2 separate regions of the Homo sapiens genome follow, and region 2 is linked to region 1. The links are chromatin loops, found by intact Hi-C in ENCODE. Cell type or tissue: chondrocyte. All regions are shown on one strand.

Region 1 (5,000 bases):
CATACCTTGTCATATGAAACTGGGTGGTTTGTAAGAAACTCTCTGGTCAGTTACCATGACATAACTAACATATTATTACATAAACTTCAACCTTGAAATTGTTTGCTTAATTGTCTAGGATGTAAAATTAAATTTACTCAGTGTACATTTAAGTAAATTGAATTTGCATTTCTTTACAAAGCAACCCACTTCACTGATCTTGTTAAAATTAACTCAACCAGTATTTTAAAAATCCTTAAGATTCTTTTGGAGTTAGTATAAAACAAATGTTTTCCTCTTTGCATGAATTGCAGTACAAGTAAAATAATGATTATAGCAGACACATAGAGTCTCGACTTTTTAACCACCACATAGAGTCTTGACTTTTTCCATGCTATCTGCCTCTAGGTTGATGGTCAAAGCATATGGATCTGCCATTACTGGCAACATAAAATATCCGCACTCCAGGGTCTTGTTGAAGCCTATGACCTCAAACATTTCACTGCCTAATTCATTTTAAATGCTGTATTTCAAGAATAACATGCTTAAAGGATTGTCAGGATATTTGTCCTCGTCTCAAACTGGGCATTCAGTTTCTACTTTATGAAGAAGGCTCATTAAATAAAATTTTTGGAAGTCTTTGCATTAGGAAAATATATGCCTCTTCTTGATCAATTGGTTACTCTTGATCTCAAAAACACTATAAAATCCTCTGGTTGGCCGATTTGTCACACTGTTCTGGTTTCGTATTTTCCTTCTCTTTAACGTCATACTAGTTTGCCCACTTATTTTTATCTTGTTTTATAGTAAGTGTTTTCTGTGTGCTGCCTGAAATTCCCTGGAGTAACGCAAGTGTAAACATGTAAGAATAAATATATTTCAGACTAGATAAAGGATCAGTGCTTATATGGCCAGAGGAAAAAAATCTCAAATGAATCTATGACAGTAAACAAGTGCTAAGATACCAATAGAACATTTGAAGAGATTTTGAGTCATCGAAGCCAAAAGTATGTGCCCACCAAAACAAGTGCCAAGAATCTTTGAAAGAAGGAACTGTTCTTCAACAATTTTTTCAATGCAGCAAACACATAGGCTTTGTCCATGGAGCATGTAAGTCTGGGCTTACTTATGTTCCCCAAATAAGTGCCCTTTGTGTGTGGAGCACAAGAAAATACATATATGCCCTGTCCTGTTAAGGTGCGAATTTAATTTCTACATTATACAATTATCAACAATAAGGAGTATTGTCAATTACTCCTTATTATACATTATACAATTATCAACAATAAGGAGTATTTTAATTCTCAAGAGCAGAATTAAAAATTGGATGTTCAAAGCCACAAGCCAACATCTCCAACTTGCTCTTTTATGATGTTTCAGTCACTAAATGCAGTGGCTGAGTGTTATCTGGCTTTTCTGTTCAAATTCTCTATGAGGCTCTAGAAATAACTTAGCCAGTATAATGTAACACTGGCAACTTAATTTCTACCTTCAGAGCAAGACTGGAACTGAAACTGCAAAACAGCTTGTGAAATATCAGCCAAATTACTTCCCCGAACTCCTGTTCCATATATGCTGTGCATTGTTAAGTATTTTAAGACCTCTTATATTCGATAACCCCCCTTACTATCCTGTAAAACGCTTTATAAACACTTTCCTGGGTGTCAGATGCAAAATCTTACCCTCTTCAAGCTGCAGATAAGGACACCGAGATGTTGCCAAATATGCTGTTTTGTCCCAGAGCACATACTGAGGAAGTGGTAGAACCAGAACCAGTCTGTGACCCCTTTGTTTTACTTTTGCGGAACTCCTGGTCTCATTAAAGGTGCAATACCAGCGATGAGACACTGCGTGTGCCCAACAGGGACAAAGGTCATTGAGCAGTCCTAGGAATTCAGACTTTCAGAAATGTCTCAGAAGAACTAAGTAGAAGGCAGGTTGTGCAGGTGTGCAGTGCAGCCTCAAACTGGTACCACCGGGATCGGTTTGCAAAACAGGAAGGTGCAGTAGGGTGTGCCGGGACTTAGTTAACCTGGCACTCCCCCACCTCCTTCCCCGGCGCCCCGCTGCCAGGTTACTTCTGGCCCGGTGCCCTTAACGTACCTTTTCCGTGTTTAACTTGGAGGGCTACGTTCCCATCGCCCTTCTTCCTCTACCCGTCACCCTACAGGCCTACCTGACAAATGTGGGGACGGTTTAGCCAAGGCCCGTTGGCCCACGAATGCCCAGGCGTGTGCCTTATTTCTGAGAGTGGGAGGGAGACAGCCCAGGCCCTGCAAGGACGCGCCCGGCTAGGGGGGCGCGGTGGCGCGGTCGGGAGGGTGTTGTGTTCTCAGCAGGCCTCAGGGCGGCACTCTGGTTCTGCGGCCGGAGTGCTCGGGCGGGCCGCTGGGCGCCGACCCATGCTGGCTGGGAACGTGTCTCCCGGTGACGCAGCCCCGGGTGGGGAACGTGGTGCGGCGGCGGCGGCGGCGGCGACTGTACGCGCCTCCGCCGCCCCCGAGAGGACGCGCCGTGCAGCGGCTGAGTGGCGGCGGCGGCGACGGCAAACCCGGAGCTGCCGGCCGGCGCGCGGGAGGAGGACGCGGGTGCGGTCTAGGAAGTAGGTCCCGGGCTCCGCGCTCAACAAAGACGGGGCCGCCCCCATTAGGTACGGAGCCGGCCCTGGGCCCCGGCTGGCGGGGAGGCCTCGTCGGGCAGTTCGCGGGCGGCCGGGGAGGGGGAAGGGCCGCAGACCGAACGGGGATACGGGGCGCCGGGGGCCCTTCCAGGCCCCTTTCTCTTCCACGGCCCCTGGCGGGACGGAAGGGAAGGGGCCGGGCCGCGAGGGCGCGGGCCGCTGGGGGTCGTAGCCTGCGACGCCAACCAGCCTTTGCTCGTCCCTCGTGCAGACGGAGCTGCGGGCGGAGGCTCCATGTTGGGAAGCGGCGCCGTTCGTGCTTGTTAGCGGGAATCCGGGAGCCGCGGGGTGAGCTGGCGGGGGCCGGGCCCTAAGTGAAGATGGAGGCCCCGCTGCGGCCTGCCGCGGACATCCTGAGGCGGAACCCGCAGCAGGACTACGAACTCGTCCAGAGGGTCGGCAGCGGCACCTACGGGGACGTCTATAAGGTAAGTGAGGCTGGCCGTGCTTTTTTCCTGCGGTCGACTGGGTCCCGGGAATGGGGCCACTTTCCTGCGAAGTATTGGGGCGAGAGGAGGATGCTTTTATTGTTGCCTCTTGGGGAGAAAGCGGCCGGGGTCCCTTTTACTCGGTTCTGAGCACCCTCGACTCATGGCTTGTTCTAATCGCTACCAACAGGCAGAACTAACCACACAGTTGCAAACCGCTGTTGCACTTTTTTTGTGGTTTAAAGGCTTTTTAATAGGGCTTATTTATGGTATTGAAGGGAATTTGAATCTGCTTGTGGAATTACACCGAAGGATGCTCTAGTGTTAGCATGGAAAAATGCTTCATGGAAGATAGACAGGAAAGAATATTGACATTCAGACATTTGCATTTTTTTAAAAAAATTTGTTTCAATGGATGAGTTTGACTAAAAAAGCCATATGAAACCCTGTCTCTGAGCTTTAACTGTAAGCAAACTAATATTGGTGACATTTATGCAAGCATTATCCCATATAAAAAGATGCTTTTCCTGGTGGAAGTTTGATCGTTTGTTTTTGGTTGGCGATAAAAATGTGATATTAACTTGCTGGGTTTTGTTTTACTTTAGCGGTTCCTTTCAGGGATTTATAACATCCTATAACCAAGAGTGGATATGAGCCGCTGTCTTTGTATTGTGCTGTTTTGTATTACTTAAGACAAACGATGAGAGTAAGTTACACCTAATTTAGGATTTTAAAAAACATTGTAGAGAAGCAAACCCAATTCCCCAAATCCGCTGAGTTCTTGAATGGTTCAGAGGAAAGAGATTGAGATTGCCTTATGCTTTTTGTTGTGTGTTCCAAAAAGGGAGCATTAGTGCAGCCTATGAATATTAAGGGCAAATTCCTTTGCTTTTTGCAACGGCGTTGTTTATTGGATTTGATCATGATATATATCGCATTGTGCCAAACAACACTTCTGCATATCGCTGAAGTGGTTTTGTGTCATTTGGGTAATTAACCAGTAGATTCCTCTGGGGTTAGGTTGTTGTTTTGCACAGGTGGTTCCCCTCTTTCTACTTACTTTTAATTTCCTCCTAATTAATATTAGCATTTCAAGGTAGTGGTATTATCAAACAGCCCTAGCACTGTTTGATTCTACTGAGATAAACTGTAATGGATAGGCTTTTTATTGCTTAAACAAGCATTTGAGTCTTCTGTACCAGGCACTGGTAGAGGTACTGAGGTGATGAATTGTGAGCAAGGTTCTGGCTCTTACCTTGTGAATACCTTTGAACTCAAAGTGTATGTTTGTAACAATCCTCTTCTTCTTTATGTAAAATTAGAGGTAGTTAACTTAGTTGTTTATCCAGGGATTAGCCATTTTGTGGAATGCTCTTCAGAAAATTGAAATTCCTATTTCCTTTCTCAGTCTCATTTTTTAGTCATCTTTGTCTTATGATTCACTGTGTGTTAGACGAGTTCAATTTAGTTCATGTTAATTTACAATAGTATAAATTCTACTTGTATATATTCTCTTCTCCCTACTACAATAAAGTTTTAGGAGTGTTTTTCCCATAAAGATCTTAAGACCTCCACCCTTTTTCTTCATAGATGTAGTAACTAAAGCAACTCTGGAGCAGGATTTTATTCATGCCTGAGAAAAAGCAAAGATTATATTTAAGGGGCAGCTAATGCCTGCCTTTTACCCTGGTGCCTTCCTGCCCTAGTCTCTCTTCTGCAGTTCCCAAACAGAATCAAAAACCGAATATTCATCATACTCTACCTTCACCCCTTAACACATGGTCCCCTACCCTCACAATGTTGCTTCCTCTACCCTCACAATGTTGCTTCCTCACACTTACATGTATATTCATTGCACACTAGGCCAGCCTCTGATTCTAAACATCCTTAAGGCGTTCTTAGCTCCTTGTCTT
Region 2 (5,000 bases), 670 kb after region 1:
CTTGAGAATTTATTACATCACTCATGAAGAACACGGTGAGAGAACAGAGAACATTTAGGAGGGAACTGTAAGGAACAAAAACATTTGCTGGGTGGGCAGAAGAGAGAGCCTGGGAGGAAATATCAGGGGCTGTGAACAAGAACCAGGGAGAAGAAACGTTCAGGGAGGAAACAGCAGTCACAAGTGACAGAGATTGGTGGTAAATTACATCACCTATGTCAGAAAGGGTCCCTTAGACCTGCCAATTAGGAGGCTTGGGTATCGTAGCCTTAGCTAGAATAGTTTCAGTGGATTGGTGGGCTATGGACTGAAGACAGAAGGTTAAGAAGCAAATGTAGCAATTGTAGAACATGGTTTCAAGAAGTGCAGCCATGAAAACAACAGACAGATTTCATTTAGAAAGGCAAGGTCAAAGGAGTTTTTTTACTTTTTTTTTTTTTTTTTTTTTAGAAGAAAGGCAGCTTGGAATCTGTATAAATGAAAGAGAGAGATAGAATGGGTAAAAATGATTGATGGAAGAATTTTGACCTACTGGGTTTGAGGTAGGAGGGGAAAACAGAAGGGTGCTCTTCTCTGAAGGTGTAAAGATAAATTTAGAGCGGACAGAGCAGCAAAGAGTTGAAAAGTTTTTGTCTGTTGGCCTTCAATTTATCCATGAAGGAAGGAGCAACGTTATCTGCTACAAGGACGGAGGTGGCGGGGAAAGTCTGGACTGGTTTTTAGGAGACAAGGGGTGGGGGGTGAGGGAAAGACTATAGATAAGAGGACAAACAGAAGGTCTGCTTTCGCAGATCTACTATGGTCGAAAATTATTTTTTCTTTCCTCCCCTCTATCCCTTCCTAACCTAAGCTTGTCGCAAAAAAGGCTTCAAGCTGCCAAATCCAAATTTTTCCACCAATATACCCCGATACTAGTTTTTTCTCCAAAAACAACGGGCAACTAACACGCAGGGCAGAGAAAACAAACAGTTGCCCCAGGCTTCCTTCGTTCGAATAGTGAAGACTGAGCTGGCCTCGGCACTGTGCAGACTCCCAACCTGTGCTACTGTGGGTTATTCTCCTTATAGTGCAGTCACCTCCTAAATGCTTGCTGAAAATAATGGAAGACTTCGAGCCAGATGTTTGCCTCTTAAGTAACGTCCCCCAAAAGATGCAGCACATATTTAAGGCCTGCTGAAGCAAGCAACGCTGACGGACCAGGTTATTGCGTTTTTCTCTCGCTGCGTGTCCGGACGCCACACTATGAGCATTAAGCGCATACTGACCAATTTCTGTTAAGCAGGAACGTGGTGTTCTGATCAAAACACAGGGAGCCGCGGCCGCAACCGCGCCGATAAGCTTCCGGGGTCCCAACCCTGTAAGGCAGAACGGCTGCCCAGCTCGGATGACGCCACACTAACGTAGCCTCCAGACCGCCCAGTGTGGGTGTGTCCAAGCTCACGTCGCCCGGCGTGGCCCCCCCGCTCCCCAATGACGTAACTGCCCTGCAGCTTCTAGTAGCTTTTCGCAGCGTCTCCGACCGCCGGGCGCGGTGGCGCGTGCCTGTAGTCCCAGCTACTCGGGAGGCTGAGGTGGGAGGATCGCTTGAGCCCAGGAGTTCTGGGCTGTAGTGCGCTATGCCGATCGGGTGTCCGCACTAAGTTCGGCATCAATATGGTGACCTCCCGGGAGCGGGGGACCACCAGGTTGCCTAAGGAGGGGTGAACCGGCCCAGGTCGGAAACGGAGCAGGTCAAAACTCCCGTGCTGATCAGTAGTGGGATCGCGCCTGTGAATAGCCACTGCACTCCAGCCTGAGCAACATAGCGAGACCCCGTCTCTTTTGCCCCCCTCCCTCATTAAGGGTACCTTTGTAAGTAAATAGTGTCTTTGAAGTTAAGAAGTTTGCCTCCTTTCCGGTTCATACGTATTAAGAAACATACTAATGTGCACATTTAAAGACGAGTCCTCTCTTCCTCTAAAGGAAAAAATATATAGAGAAAGATGTTACTGAGGTTTATAGTTGGCTTTCTCTCTCCACTCTTATATTTATCCACTGTTTTACGTTTCCTTCAGCGCGAAAGCTCACCAGTTGACGGGATGCTTGGGGATTTGCAACCGCCTCATCGCTGCCCCCTACCGGCGCATATTCAAAACGTCTCTGCGAAAAGCTGTTATTACCTTCGGAGCCAACAGGGGCTGCTCGTTTACCCACAGACAGTCGGAAAAAAATGGCCGCCGGATCACAGAGAGCAAAAAGTACGTTCTCTTAAAGAATTTCCAAGTTCTTCCCGCGGCCGTTCAGGATGCTGCTTGCAGTTACCAACATTATTCCCCTGCACTGAGCTGACCTGAGCTTCCCTGCCTACCTCCTGTCACGGATGTCACCTTCTTTCACCCCTGTCCTGTCAAGGTTTTTGCTTTAGAATGCTATAGACCAAAGACGGGCTAATCAACAGTCTTACACACAAATCCTTTCGTTCTACTTGGCTACAGGCAGGGCTAATCTTCCGAAGAGGAATCCCACTACTGCCTCCTTATAAGGGAAAAACTCCTCTCAGAGGAACCCAGAACGCCCTGTGATGACAGAGGTGAGGGGCCAGCGTGGCAGAATGCACCACCCTGTCTCCTCGCTTGCTTCTCTCTCCGTCGGATTGCCAAAAAGGGAACGGCACCTAGACGCCGAAAAGTAACTGAAGCAAAGGGAGTTTAAAGAACGCGCCCAGCCGCCTGGGTCTTGAACCCAGTGTTAATGAGAGCAAAAACCTCTGCATCCTCCACTGAGCTGTCCTTGAGCATGTCTCATAATCATGCTTCATTTTAAAAACAGAAATAAGTGAGTAAGCTATGAAAGAAGACAACCTTTAAATTTTTCAAAAGTTCTTGGTGGTCTGTGATTAGAAATTTCATCTATATGAAATAACTGTTTTGGAGGGCTTACTGTTAAATTCAGGCATTTTAGGGCCAGTGGAAACTGGTTAAGCATTCACATCAGTCTTAACATTAATCTGATAATCTACTGGGAGTTTAAAGACTCTAAGCACTAAACACAGATTTTCCTCACTGTCTATAAAATGAAAGAGGAAAGAAGCATTGTACTAAATTTTTTATAAAGCTAATTGTATTCCCTTTTTTTTTTTTGAGGTAGTTCATTGCATTTTGAACAAGGATAACTGTCAGAAAAGATCCTCTTTGAATAAAACAGGTATCTCCCCCATGGCTGCTTCTGGGTCTGCCCTCTGCAACCACATGGAATAGGTCTGATTCCGGTTCTTCAGGACAACTTTTCAAGAATTAAAAAATCACCTCCAAATGAATGCATTTTTACAAAATGAAAATAGGTAGAGATGCTATTTTAAAAAAAAAAAAACTTTACCTTCTCACCAACCTTAAAATAAGAAGCAAAATAATTTTGGTATATCTTTTTTTTTTTTTTTTTGAGACAGAGTCTTGCTCTGTCTCCCAGGCTGGAGTTCCGGGGAGCGATCTCTGCTCACTGCAACCTCTGCCTCCCGGGTTCAAGCGCTTCACCTGCCTCAAGCCTCCCGAGTAGCTGGGATTACAGGCACACACCAGCATGCCCGGCTAATTTTTGTATCTCTTGTTTTTCACTAAATGGATCCCTGAATTGGACCCAGAATGACTTAGCTATGGATGTAAGAACTGCTTTTGAGTAGCTGCCTCCATTAGCCCTGGGGTTCCTACTTCCTGAGTACCATGACCTCTGGGATAACTCAGCTTTGTGGAACTGAGGTGCAATAGGCAGCATAATGACCCCCTCCCCAAAGATATCTATGTGCTAACTAACCAAGGAATGTGGACAGCCCCCTGAAGCTGGAAAAGGCAAGGAAAGGGATTCTCTTCAAGAGTTTCCAGAAGGAATGCAGCCCTCTTCACCAATTTGGTACTTCTGATCTCCAGAACTCTTAAATAATAAATTTGGCCGCATGTAGTGGCTCACACCTGTAATTCCCAGCACTTTGAGAGGCCAAGGAAGGTGGATTGCTTGAGCTCAGGATTTGGAGACCAGCCTGCACAAAATGGTGAAACCCTGTCTCTACAAAAAATATGAAAATTAACCATGTGTGGTAGTATGTGCCTGTAGTCTCAGCTACCAGGGAGGCTGAGGTGGGAGGATCACCTGAGCCCAGGAGGTTGAGGCTGCAGTGAGTTGTTAGTGTCCCACTGCATTCCAGCCAAGGGGACAGAGTGAGACCCCATCTCAATAATAATAATAATAAATTTATGTTGTTTAAGCCTCTAAATTTGTGGTAATTTGATACAGCAAATTACCACAGAATAGGAAAGTAATACATGGGGGGAATCAAGCTCAGTCTGTAACTGACAAAACTCTGAGAGGTCAGAAAGGTATCCTTTCAGTAACTGTCTTCTCGAACTCCTGACCTCAAGTGATGCACCTACCTCAACCGTGCCCAGCCAGTAACTGTGTTCTTTAACATACTTATACTTTAAAAAAAAAAAACAACTTTTAAGTTGAACACATTTTCACATTGATATTTTTTTCCGTGTGTGTGTGTGCGTGTGTGTGGACTACACTTTTAAGTTTTTAATTATGTTTAGGGTTAAGATTAGGGTTATGGTGGAATATTTTTGACATATAGTGACTTTAAACTTTTATGGGCTGGGCGCAGTGGCTCACGCCTGTAATCCTAACACTTTGGGAGGCCGAGGCGGGCAGATCACCTGAGGTCGGGAGTTCAAGACCAGCCTGACCAACATGGAGAAACCCCCATCTGTAATAAAAATACAAAATTAGCCAGGTGTGGTGGTACATGCCTATAATCCCAGCTACTGGGGAGACTGAGGCAGGAGAATCGCTTGAACCTGGGAGGCAGAGGCTGAGGTGAGTCAAGAGTGAGCCATTGCACTCTCAGCCTGGGCAACAAGAGTGAAACTCGGTCTCAAAAACAAAACAAAACAAAACAAAAATAATACCCCTTTAATGTATTCAGATCTGTTAATCTAATCATTTATGTTTTCTGCTTTTGGTGTTTTGCTTTG

Evidence for each region. A loop is a pair of places that touch in the nucleus more often than their neighbours do. Peaks named below come from ENCODE experiments on the same cell type or tissue, not always from the same donor. Only the 100,000 strongest peaks of a DNase experiment are listed, where the experiment ranks them.
Region 2: it touches region 1 in a loop (4-fold over the local background); 37 of 110 quality-filtered maps call a loop at or near these places.

Annotation. Positions count from the first base shown.
Region 1 is chr14:50,530,029-50,535,028 of GRCh38, reverse strand. MAP4K5 (mitogen-activated protein kinase kinase kinase kinase 5) reads left to right here and starts at 2,460. Exons shown (of 33, transcript NM_006575.6): 1 at 2,460-2,581; 2 at 2,871-3,087. The coding sequence starts at 2,980. It also overlaps a transcript of ATL1 not described here. RefSeq lists a silencer at 2,137-2,766. In chondrocyte, a CTCF peak has its summit at 2,315; DNase peaks (open chromatin) are centred at 2,348 and 2,948.
Region 2 is chr14:49,859,371-49,864,370 of GRCh38, reverse strand. LOC105378179 (a long non-coding RNA gene) reads left to right here. Exons shown (of 3, transcript XR_943839.3): 2 at 1-1,851; 3 at 2,055-4,477. It also overlaps RN7SL2. Among named protein-coding and RNA genes, the nearest start is that of NEMF, 9.1 kb to the right of the region's middle. RefSeq lists enhancers at 1,009-1,108, 1,801-2,401. In chondrocyte, CTCF peaks have their summits at 2,135 (motif pointing left) and 2,404; DNase peaks (open chromatin) are centred at 1,430 and 2,173.